3 separate regions of the Homo sapiens genome follow, and regions 2 and 3 are each linked to region 1. The links are chromatin loops, found by intact Hi-C in ENCODE. Cell type or tissue: PC-9. All regions are shown on one strand. Region 1 overlaps ATAD2B (ATPase family AAA domain containing 2B). Region 2 has its middle 22 kb from the start of ITSN2. Region 3 overlaps MFSD2B (MFSD2 lysolipid transporter B, sphingolipid).

Region 1 (4,000 bases):
ATTAACTTTTAACGCCTAAAAGGCTGTAGTATATTTTCAGTATTACTAGAATGATCATATTATTTATTTTCTAAACAAGGACGCTTTGAGAGTGAAAAGATGTGCTATTATGACAGGACAAGAGGCCTAACCAGCACATGTGGTTACCCTAAGTATAACCCATTTAGCCATGGTTATGATGCAATTTTAAAGTTTTAGAAGGAAGTATGTTAAATCAGTAGTTCTCAATTTTGTGTGTATCAGAGTCACTTCTAAAGCTTTCTTGAAATGCACATATGATTTCAAGCCCCCAGAGATTCTGATTCACTGGGTTTATTGTGGGGCTTGGGAATCTGTTTTTTTTTGTTTCAGTTTCAGTGTTTATTCAGATGGATAATCAAGGTGAGAACCACAGATATAAACTGGTAATTCTTACTTATAAGCGAATGTAAAAAAATTTCCTTCTTTATAAGTCTGTTGGTTATAATAATTAATGTGAAAATCTACTTCATTAAATGGGGTCTATTGATCATTTCTTTGTCTGGAATAAATCAATAAATAATACATTGCTGTTATATATGTAATTAACATGTTGTGGCAAACATAAATGTTATGGGTAACATTTACTACCTAAAATGCCTTCTAGTGGCTAATTATTTGTTTTGCCTAATAGTTTCTGAGTTTTAATTTTTTTAAACTTAGGCTTTTGCACTTAAAATAGGACCATATAATATGTTCATTAACTGTGTATATCCTTTTAAAGAAGAAATAGAAACGTGATTGTTTATGTTGTTTGAAGATGGTAGTATATTCCTATTTCCTCGGAAATGGAAGACATAATTCACATTCTATAATCATATACTTAGATTACTTTGTTAACTCTTTATAACTTTGAGCTAGTGTTCTATACATTATTGAATTAATGAAATGGGTATATATGCAAAAGGAAAAGATAATTTTTTTCCAGGTTTCTTTGAGAAATAGAAAATAAAACGAGACACTAGTGGTAAATTTGGTTATCTGAAGAATTATTTGTGAGATAGATCACTGTCATGGAACAATGTTAATGCGTAATCTGCTTATAGTCTTCTGAATTAAGTTCTTCTAGGTCATATTAAGTTTTTCCCTAACTTTGAATAGGTTTTTCTTAGTAATCACCATTTTTAGTTCAGTATTTAAGTGTTCTATAAGGTCATTGTGAGGTATAAAAAGATAAATAGGCCAGGTGTGATGACTCATGCCTGTAATACCAGCACTTTGGGAGGGTGAGGCAGGAGGATTGAGGCTAGGAGTTTGAGACCAGCCTGGACAAAGTGAGACCCCTATCTCTACAAAAAAAAAAAAAAAAAAAAATTAGCCTGATGTGATGGCACACACTGTAGTCTCAGCTACTCAGCAGGCTGAGGCAGAAGGATTTCTTGAGCCCAGGAAGTCAAGGCTGCGGTGAGCCATGATCACCCACTGCACTTCAGCCTGGGCAACAGAGCGATAATGCTGTCTCCCAAAAATAAAATAAAAATAAACCTGGTATTGTTTGTTGAAGCTTAGTTAGGGTCTAATATTCTATAACTATTGGAATGGTTCCCCCTACTGGCATAACTGATAATTGTGGCCAAATGCAAGTTTAATTGCCAACAGGGAAAACAATATGGCTAGTTTGAGCTTTTCTTCCTTTTTGTGACAAGGATGCAACAGAGCATGTGTTTTTGTATGTATTTGTTACTCAGATGAATGAAATGACTTAAAAACAGTGGGGCTTGATCTGTTGTTTGATTGTATCATACATTAAACATGGGTAATAAATAATACCTTATGTTGGTATAACCCTTAGATTATCAGTCATTTTAAACTAAAAAAAGAAAATTAATGTGGAAAATCAGTGGAAATATTTTTAATGTTCTTATTTACTTTAATATATTTGGAACTATCAGATGAATTACAATTTTAAATGATAATTATGGGAGTAACTGAATGTTAATAGTTGGTTGTACTCAGAGTTGGTAGTAGAATAGCTCTGTTTTTGAAGTTTCTGTTTATATACTATTTTATACGTGTTTGGAAGTTAATAATATTAGAGAAAGTCATTTATAAGTGAGTATGATGTCATGAGGACTAACCTAATGATTAGGAATATTGATGAAGGACTGAAATGAAACTATTATTCTTTTAAAACTTTTTTCTAAAGAAAGTTGTACGTTGTAGGCCAGGTGTGGTGGCTCAGGCCTGTAATCCCAGCACTTGAGGGTGCTGAGGCGGGTGGATCACTTGAGCCCAGGAGTTTGAGACCAGCCTAGGCAATGTAGTGAGACCTCATCTCTACAAAAATAAATAAAAGAAAAGAAAAAAATTATACGAGTGTGGTGGCACATGCCCGTAGTCCTAGCTACTCAGAAGGCTGAAGTGGGAGAACCACTTGAGGCTGGGAGGTAGAGGTTGCAGTGAGCCGGATTGTGCCACTGCACTCCAGCCTGGCTGGGCAACAGAGTGAGACCCCTGTCTCTTGTTTATTTTTTGAGACCCTGTCTCTTAAAAAAAAAAAAAAGTTGTACATTGTAATCAGTTAATCACATAATACATGGCTTTTGTTTTAAAGCTCATATCAAGGACATATTTAAGATACATAGCTTGTTTTGTTTTAATATTGTTAGCTTATGTTTTTTTTAATTAAAAATATTCAAAACATTTTTAATCTTAATGTAAGTATTCAGCCCTTTATTCAAAGTTTTGTTTGGTGATTTTAAATGGCTAGTTTTCATTTTGCTGGTAAAATTGCACATAGTTATTGATTTAGTATTGATTATGACTTTAGCTAAAGATGTGTATATTTACAAAACATAGTTGGTGCATGGAATAATGAATGTACCTTTGCTATCCTTCTCCTTTTGTGTATTAGGCTACTGTGGAGCCGATATCAAGGCCCTGTGCACTGAAGCCGCCCTGATTGCACTGCGGAGGCGTTATCCCCAGATCTATGCTAGCAGTCATAAACTGCAGCTGGATGTTTCCTCAATAGTGCTTAGTGCCCAAGATTTTTACCATGCAATGCAGAATATCGTGCCTGCTTCCCAACGTGCTGTGATGTCTTCAGGGCATGCACTATCCCCCATCATAAGACCACTGCTGGAAAGAAGCTTCAACAACATCCTAGCAGTCTTGCAAAAAGTGTTTCCTCATGCTGAAATTAGCCAGAGTGACAAAAAAGAAGGTACTCTAAACTACTTTTTTATATTGTTAAGATGAAACAAATACAGGAATAAATAAATATAGTTTCCTCATAAGATTATTTATGTGTCACTTTTGTAATATATCTGTTTATTCAGTACTATATATTCCAGGCCTGGCATATTGCCTGGCATATGGTAGTTGCCTGGTGAATGTTTTTAAGACAAATGAATGAATGTTCACTTTTGGGACATTCTGATCATCTTAATGTAGGGCTATTACTATCTTTAGAAAGTTGACTGTAATAATAATAATAATAGGTTAACCTTTAAAGCCCCTAAATCATCACTTACTAATCCTTTTTTTTTTTTTTTTTTTTTTTTGAGATGGAGTTTCGCTCTTGTTGCCCAGGCTGGAGTGTAATGGCGCAGTCTTGGCTTACTGCAACCTCCGCCTCCCGGGTACAGCGATTCTCCTGCCTCAGCCTCCTGAGTAGCTGGGATTTCAGGCACCTGCCACCACGCCCGGCTAATTTTTTTGTATTTTTAGTAGAGATAGGGTTTCACCATGTTGGCCAGGCTGGTTTCCAACTTCTGACCTCAGGTGATCTTCCCACCTTGGCCTCCCAAAGTGCTGGGATTACAGGCGTGAGCCACCCCGCCCGGCCTGTTAATCCTCTTAACAGGCTTGCAGGTAAGCACTCTGATTATATAGAGCAGGGGAGTGGGAGATGTAGGCTGGTAATTTATTTTTTTTGAGACAGAGTCTCACTCTGTCACCTAGGTTGGAATGCAGTGGCCTGATCTTGGCTCACTGTAACCTCTGCCTCCCAGGTTCAAGCAGTTCTCCTGCCTCAGCC
Region 2 (4,000 bases), 560 kb before region 1:
GCGACACAGTGAGACTCCATCTCAAAAAATAAAATAAAATCTAAAAAACTAAAAGAGTATAATTGGATTGTTTGTAACACAAAGGATAAAGGCTTGAGGTGACGAATACTTAATTTACCCTGATGTGATTATTATGCATTGCATGCCTGTATCAAAACATCTCATGTAGGCTGGGCACGGTCATCTTTTTAAAATAATAATTTTTAGGCCTGGTGCGGTGGCTCACGCCTGTAATCCCAGCACTTTGGGAGGCCCAGGCAGGTGGATCACTTGAGGCCAGCCTGGCCAACATGGCAAAGCCCTGTCTCTCCTAAAAACACATAAATTAGCCAGGCGTGGTGGCACTGCCCATAGTCCCAGCTACTTGGGAGGAGAGGTTGCAGTGAGCCAAGATCACGCCACTGCACTCCAGCCTGGGCAACATTCTCACTCATAGGTGGGAATTGAACAATGAGAACACATGGACACAGGAAGGGGAACATCACACTCCGGGGACTGTTGTGGGATGGGGGGAGGGGGGAGGGATAGCATCAGGAGATATACCTAATGTTAAATGACGAGTTAATGGGTGCAGCATACCAACATGGCACATGTATACATATGTAACAAACCTGCACATTGTGCACATGTACCCTAAAACTTAAAGTATAATAATAATAAAATTTAAAAAAATTCTCATGTAACCCAATATATACCTACTAAGTACCCACAACAATGAAAACATTTTAAAAATGGGAGAAATTTTTTTAAAAAGGAAAAAAAAAGAGACAAGCATTTTCTACATATTTGAGGATTTAGATTCACGGGATTGAATTGGGAAGAGTTTTTTGTTGTTTTTGTTTTTGTTTGAGACAGAGTCTCGCTCTGCCACCCAGGCTGGAATGCAGTGGTGCGATCTCAGCTCACTGCAACCTCTGCTTCCCAGGTTCGAGTGATTCTCCTGCCTTAGCCTCCCAAGTAGCTGGGATTACAGGTGCCCGCCAGTATGCCCAGATAATTTTTTGTATTTTTAGTAGAGACAGGGTTTCACAATGTTGGCCAGGCTGGTCTCAAACTCGTGACCTTGTGATTTGCCCGCTGGGTTCTGTTTTCAGAGTGAAAGACTAGCATCTTATGTTATCTTTCTATTGGGCTCATTAGATCTGTAACCCTGTCTGATGGGTTTGATTATAGCATCCTACAGCATAATTTTAAACAAGATATAGAAGGGAGAAATTCCTTCTCAAGTAGGGTACAGCAGTGGTTCTTAAACCTTAATGTGCATAAGAATTGCCTCACCTCCAGAAATGCCAATTCAGAAGGTTGTGGGGTGGGGCCCAGAATTCTTCATCTTAAACAAACTCTTCAGGATATTTTTATGCAGGTGGTCCACTTGGAAAAATACTTGGATTGTACTTGATAGAATGTCCTGACCTAGTTCTCTGGCTCCCTGGGTATTACATCAAAGGAACACTTGTAAAGGGGCAGAACTACCGATTTCATGAGTCCCAGGTGGAGAACAAGCAAAGACTGAAAAATAAACCGCATGAAGGTGCAGACAAGACATTTCTGGTACTCTGCAAAGCTCCCTGGAGAGAGAATGCAAAACCCTTGATTTCCTGACTTTAATAGTAAAACAACAAGCATCCCCCCACCCCACCCACCCTGCGCCATCCACACACACTTTGCCAGGACGTGCTGGATGCGCCCTCTAACCTCTAGGGGGAGCACAAGGATTTCCTCACACTAACGCCTTTGCTGTGGGAAAAAAATATACACGTCAAGGAGACTTTGGGGCTTAATTATTGCTAAGGGTGAAGTTTAACAAGAATGTAAGGACCTAAGAGATTGGAAGCATTTGCTCACCCATGGACTTTCCTTTCCTGCTTGTTCCTATTTAAATCTTTGGATTTTGGCCGGACGCAGTGGCTCACGCCTGAAATGCCAGCACCTTGGGAGGCCGAGGAGGGCAGATCACTTGAGGTCAGGAGTTCGAGACCAGCCTGGCCAAAATGGTGAAACCCCATCTCTACTAAAAATACAAAAATTAGCCAGGCGCGGTGGTGGGCGCCTGTAATCCCAGCTACTCAGGAGGTTGAGGCAGGAGGATGACTTGAACCCGGAAGGTAGAGGTTGCAGTGAGCCCAGATCGCACCACTGCACTCCAGCCTGGGCGACAAAAAGAGACCCTGTCTTTAAATACATAAATAAGATTAAATAAATCTTTGGATTTTAAAAAGTGGTTCTCTGGCCAGGTGCAGTGGCTCACGCCTATAATTTCAGCACTTTGGGAGGCTGAGGCGGGTGGATCACCTGCGGTCAGGAGTTCAAGACCAGCCTGACCACCATGGTGAAATCCCATCTCTACAAAAATACAAAAATTAGCCAGGCATGGTGGCGTGCGGCTGTAATCCCAGCTATTTGAGAAGCTGAGGCAGAAGAATCACTTGACCCAGGAGGCGGAGGTTGCAGTGAGCTGAGACTGTGACACTGCACTCCAGCCTGGGCGACAGAGTGAGACTCCATCTCAAAAAAAAAAAAAAAAAAAAAAGGTGGTTCTCTGAGGTAGCCCTGAGATAGCCTGGGGTGGATTTGTCAGGGTTGTTAAAGAAAAAATTATTCAGGCCAGGTGTGGTGGCTCACATCTGTAATCCCAACACTTTAGGAGGCTGAGGCGGGTGGATCACCTGAGGTCAGGAGTTCGAGAGCAGCCTGGCCAACATGGGGAAACCCCATCTCTACTAAAAATACAAAAATTAGCCAGGCTTGGTTGCGTGTGTCTGTAATCCCAGCTACTCAGGAGGCTGAGGCAAGAGAATCACTTGAACCCAGGAGGCAGAGGTTGCAGTGAGCTGAGACTGCACCACTGCACTCCAGCCTGGGCAACAAAGCAAGACTCTGTCTCAAAAAACAAGAAAAAAAAGAAAAAATTATTCTGACCTGTGCTAAAGAACAGTAAGACAGACTTTATTCTGGGGAACTGCTGCAATGGAGTCTGGGAGTTGGGGAGAGAGGTTGGGCTCAACCCTCAATCCAACAAGGACAAGTGGGAATTTTTAGCCAAGGAGCAGAGTGAGGGGGTCAATGGATGGAAAATTACTAAGAGCAGATAAGAGGATTCTTGCTAAACAAACTTAATAGGATTGTTGCTAAAGGCAACCCAAGGACTTAGACACTGTGGGTGGAGGATGAAGAAGCCAGCTATCAAGGGTGTGAGGGTATCACTACAGTCACTGAGCAGGATTCTCACTGAAACTGGGCTATGCAGGCCCAGCAAGGACAGGGCCAAGGCCTAGTGCAGAGGACCGTCAGAGGAGCATGACTAAAGTTCAGCCGAGGAGAAACTCTTGGTCAGGATTTATAGATAAAGGGCTCTTTTTCTCTTGGTTTCCCTTTCTTTTTATTTACCCTTCCTAGGGTAAAATCAAAGTGTGACCCTGAGGGTAAAGTACCTGGGAGGCCTACTTTTTACCTAGGCCTTGATCTTGAAGTCCTGCCTGGCTTAGCAGAAGATTAGAGAGGGAATGGGGCCACATTTCCAGCCTGCAAAACAGTAACTAATGTTCTTATTCTCCATTTATAGATATTTTCTCAAAGATCTAGTGGGTTGTCCACCTAGAATCCAAAGTTTCTCTTTCACACATACAACTAACTTTGATGATACAGCATTTGACTGAAATAGTAAACACAGACACACAAACACACACAAGTGTACACACACACATACACATAATGATTTAGAAAGTAGGTATCTAAATATTGAAGCGCCTTTGCTTTTCTAGACCTAGAAAATAGATTAAATAATACACCTACTTTTTTTTTTTTTTTTTTTTGAGTCGGAGTCTCCCTCTGTTGCCCAGGCTGGAGTGCAGTGGTGTGATCTTGGCTCACTGCAACCTCCACCTCCAAGGTTCAAGCAATTCTTCTGTCTCAGCCTCCTGAGTAGCTGGGATTACAGGCATGTGCCACCACACCCTGATAATTTTTGTATTTTTAGTAGAAATGGGGTTTCACCATGTTG
Region 3 (4,000 bases), 190 kb before region 1:
GGCAGGGAGTCAGCAGCATGGTGAGCGCTGTGTAGGGCACCTGGAAGAACTGGGGCGTCGGCAGAGCTTAGAACCGCCCCCAGCTTTGCCTGGTGACAGCGGGCGACCTCCCCCATCCTGGGTGTCACATCCCGACACCCACAGGCCAACGTGACATATCCCAGCTGGCCACCTGAAGTCGGAGCTAGGGTCCCAAAGGCAGGAGGGGGCAGCCAGTCCCGCGCAAGGCTGGCGAGTGCCAATGGCATGGTCCAGGCACAGGCGGGTGGGGAGGGCGGCAGCCCTGCCCCCACAGCACACTTCAGAGTGGCCATGGCCAGCAATGGGCTTCGCCAGAGCACAGGCCCAGGAAGGGGCCCTGCTTACCGTGGCCAGGGCCTGGAACAGGCAGTAGAAAGTCGTGTACCAGAGGCCTCGCAGGCTGGTGAAGGGGGGCAGGAACCACAGGAAGAAGTAGGCCAGGGCGATGAAGGGGGTGCAGCCCAGCACCCTGCGGAAGCACAGCCGAGGTGGAGCGGCCCCCCGACCCAGACAGGGGAACACAAAGGGCCCAGCCTGGAGGAACCCCACCCCTTCTCTGCCCCTTGAGAATCCCTAGGCTGGGGCGCCCTGGGTGGGAGCCAGGAGCAGGGGAGAAGTGGCCGATGGGTCATGGAGGCAGTGGGGAATGGGCGGCCACTCCTCGTGGGAGCTCCAGCTGCACTCTCAGCGCTGCTGGTGCCCTTCCCTGTGTGGACATTGGGACACTGAGCTGTACTTCCTCCGTGAGGCCTCGCATGGCCTTCAGCCCAGCCTTCCCACACTCAGTGCCCCAGGCCAGGCCTGGGAGTCTTGGAGGCTTCATCCAGCCCCGTGCCATCTGGGGAGGGAGAGTCCCCAAGAATGTCTCTGAACTCCTTATCACTCACAGTCAGTCCCCAGTGCACCTGCGATATTATCCAGTCTTGTCTCCTAACCACCCAGTGGGTTTCTGCTAGGAAATAGGGCTGTGACAAACAGTGACCTCAGGGCCAGGACCAGGTGCCTGGATCCTAAGGACTGAGCGGTTGCTCACCAAGGCATGAGCCGTCCAGACCCTGTCCTCTGGCTCCTGTTGATGAAGAACCCAGCCACAGGGTCAGCAGCCGCCCCAGACACTTTTCCCCCAAACAGAACAAGTGACACCTGGGCGGCAGGGATCTGAAACAGACAGGGGAGGGGATAGAGAGCTGAGGCCCAGCAGCAGCAGAGAGCCCATCCAGGCCTGCTTGCCATCAAGAGGGAGGCCTGGGAACCGGGACCGGAGGGCAGAGCCACAGTGTCAAGGGCTCCTCAGCCTTCCCCAGGATGCTGATCCCGGGGCTGAGTCCAGGGGAGGGAGCTGAGTGCTGCCGCCCTGCACACTCCCATTAGTACTCATGTCAGCCACTGCGGAGAGGACTCCAGGGCCCTCATCTGGGGCTGGCTCAGAGCAAGGAGGGTGCCTCTGGGCTGACAGAGGTGGACACTGTGTTTCACAATGGAAAGGATTCACTGGTTTTTCTGACTATGTAAATAATACACTCATTAGAAAAACATTCTGGCTCAGAGCAAGGAGGGTGCCTCTGGGCTGACAGAGGTGGACACTGTGTTTCACAATGGAAAGGATGCATTGTTTTTTCTGACTATGTAAATAATACACTTATTAGAAAAACACTCAAACTATGCAGGAAAATACTAAGCAAAGCTCATCTGAAATCGCAGCATCCCAAGACAACTGCCAGAATCGTTTGGATGATCAGCCTTTCATAGGCTTCTTCATGTGTGCTTGAGATTGATCAGTTTATATAAATGGGATCATATCAGACTGTCATCTTAAACATTCGTGGATACCTCATTTTATTATTTTATTTTATTTTTTAATTGAGACAGGGCCTCGCTCTGTTGCCCAGGCTGGAGTGCAGTGGCACCATCTCGGCTCACTGCAACCACTGCCTCTTGGGCTCAGGTGATTCTCCCACCTCAGCCTCCCAAGTAGCTGAGACCACAGGCACGTTCCTCTACACCGAGCTAATTTTTGTATTTTTAAATTTTTTTTTTTTTTGTGGAGGTGGAGTTTTGCCATGTTGCCCAGGCTGGTCTTGAACACCTGAGCTTAGACGGTCCTCCCGCCTTGACCTCCCAAAGTGCTGGGTGTGTGAGCCACCATACCCGGCTGGATACCTCATTTTTTTGTTGTTGGTTTTTGTTTTGTTTTTGAGAGGGAGTCTTGCTCTGTCGCCCAGGCTGGAATGTGGTGGTGCAATCTTAGCTCACTGCAACCTCCACCTCCTGGGTTCAAGCAATTATCCTGCCTCAGCTTCCTGAGTAGCTGTGACTACAGGCGTGTGCCACCACGCCTGGCTAATTTTTGTATATTTAGTAGAAATGGGGTTCACCATATTGGTCAAGCTGGTCTTGAACTCCTGACCTCAAGTGATCCTCCCTCCTCGGCCTCGCAAAGTGCTGGGATTACAGCTGTGAGCCACCATGCTCGGCTGGATACCTCATTTTAAAAATTTGGTTTTACTTACCCTCCATTCTCCATCATTCCCTCCGGTAGCCAACATTAACGAGTTGGTGTATATCCTTCTAGAATTTTCTCCATGCTCACATTTTAAACATGGACAGATACATATGTATATATACATATCCATCCACACACACACATATGGAGCCTGTCTTTGTTTTGTTAAAATGGGATCATTTTATATACTCTTCTCTAAAACTAACTTTTCTTTTTCACCAGAGCATCATGGAAATCACTCTAAGTCAACTGGTATAGATCATTATTTTGAATGGCTGCATGATAGTCTATTTGATAGTGATGTTAGTGTAGTCTGTTGACTTCTGTGGGCCACACTGGAAGAAGAAGAATTGTCTTGGCCAGGCACGGTGGCTCACGCCTGTAATCCCAGCACTTTGGGAAGCTGTGGTGGATGGAACACCTGAGATCAGGAGTTCGAGACCAGCCTGGCCAACATGGCGAAACCCCGTCTCTACTAAAAACACAAAAATTAGCTGTAGACTGGGCGCGGTGGTCCACGTCTATAATCCCAGCACTTTGGGAGGCTGAGGTGGGTGGATCACGAGGTCAGGAGTTCAAGACCAGCCTGGCCAGCATGGTGAAACTGTTGTCTCTACTAAAAATACAAAAAATTAGCCAGGCATGATGGCACACACCTGTAATCCCAGCTACTCTGGAGGCTGAGGCAGGAGAATTGCTAAACCCGGGAGGCAGAGGTTGCAGTGAGCCGAGATCATGCCATTGCACTCCAGCCTGGGTGACAGAGCGAGACTCCATCTCAAAAAAAAAAACAAACAACAAATTAGCCGAGTGTGGTGGTGTGCACCTGTGATCCCAGCTACTCGGGAGGCTGAGGCATGAGAATCGCTTGAACCTGGGAGGCAGAGGTTGCAGTGAGCCCCAAGATCACACCACTGCACTCCAGCCTGGGCAACAGAGTGAGACTCTGTCTCAAAAAAAAAAAAAAAAAAAGAATCGTCTTGGGCCACATATAAACACATAAAATACACTAACACTAATGATAGCTAATGAGCTAAAAAAAAAAAAAAACAAAAAAATTCATACTGTTTTAAGAAAGTTTACAAATTTGTGTGGGGCCGCATTCAAAGCCGTCCCGCCGCGGGTTGGACAGGCTTGGTCTATTATGTGGCTATGATACAGCTTACTTAGCCAACTGCTTCTATATTGTCGGGGATCTACATTGTTTCTCATTTTCCCACTACAAACAGGCTGCAGTAAACATTCTTGAGTACCTTGCCCTCATTGGCTTCTGGCTTTTTGTTGAGCTCGTGTCAGAAGTGCTGTCTACAAGGATAGTGGGAGCAGAAGCAGAGGTGGGGGTGGAAGGACCAGACCCCAAGGAAGATGCCAGCAGAGACTGGGCTACTGCCCACACTTACCTGTGCTATATCAAGCAGGAAAAGCTGCAGGTAAAAGGCTGTGGCGCTGGAGGCTATCTGGTTGGGGACCCCACCA

Evidence for each region. Peaks named below come from ENCODE experiments on the same cell type or tissue, not always from the same donor. Only the 100,000 strongest peaks of a DNase experiment are listed, where the experiment ranks them.
Region 2: a loop joins it to region 1, with 21 times the contacts of the local background. A loop is called at or near these places in 16 of 110 quality-filtered maps.
Region 3: it touches region 1 in a loop (14-fold over the local background); 2 of 110 quality-filtered maps call a loop at or near these places.

What each region holds. Positions count from the first base shown.
Region 1 is chr2:23,822,442-23,826,441 of GRCh38, reverse strand. It overlaps ATAD2B (ATPase family AAA domain containing 2B), which reads left to right. Exons shown (of 28, transcript NM_017552.4): 16 at 2,873-3,184. Among named protein-coding and RNA genes, the nearest start is that of ATAD2B, 100 kb to the left of the region's middle. In PC-9, CTCF peaks have their summits at 1,322 and 1,523 (motif pointing left); no DNase peak of the experiment used is centred here; H3K27ac peaks cover 619 bases.
Region 2 is chr2:24,380,295-24,384,294 of GRCh38, reverse strand. No RefSeq gene overlaps it. Among named protein-coding and RNA genes, the nearest start is that of ITSN2, 22 kb to the right of the region's middle. In PC-9, CTCF peaks have their summits at 1,575 and 1,799; a DNase peak (open chromatin) is centred at 1,744.
Region 3 is chr2:24,013,335-24,017,334 of GRCh38, reverse strand. It overlaps MFSD2B (MFSD2 lysolipid transporter B, sphingolipid), which reads right to left. Exons shown (of 14, transcript NM_001346880.2): 2 at 3,925-4,000; 3 at 1,055-1,179; 4 at 367-490; 5 at 1-49. Among named protein-coding and RNA genes, the nearest start is that of MFSD2B, 5.2 kb to the right of the region's middle. RefSeq lists enhancers at 153-708, 709-1,264. In PC-9, no CTCF peak of the experiment used is centred here; DNase peaks (open chromatin) are centred at 904, 1,564 and 2,204; H3K27ac peaks cover 2,227 bases.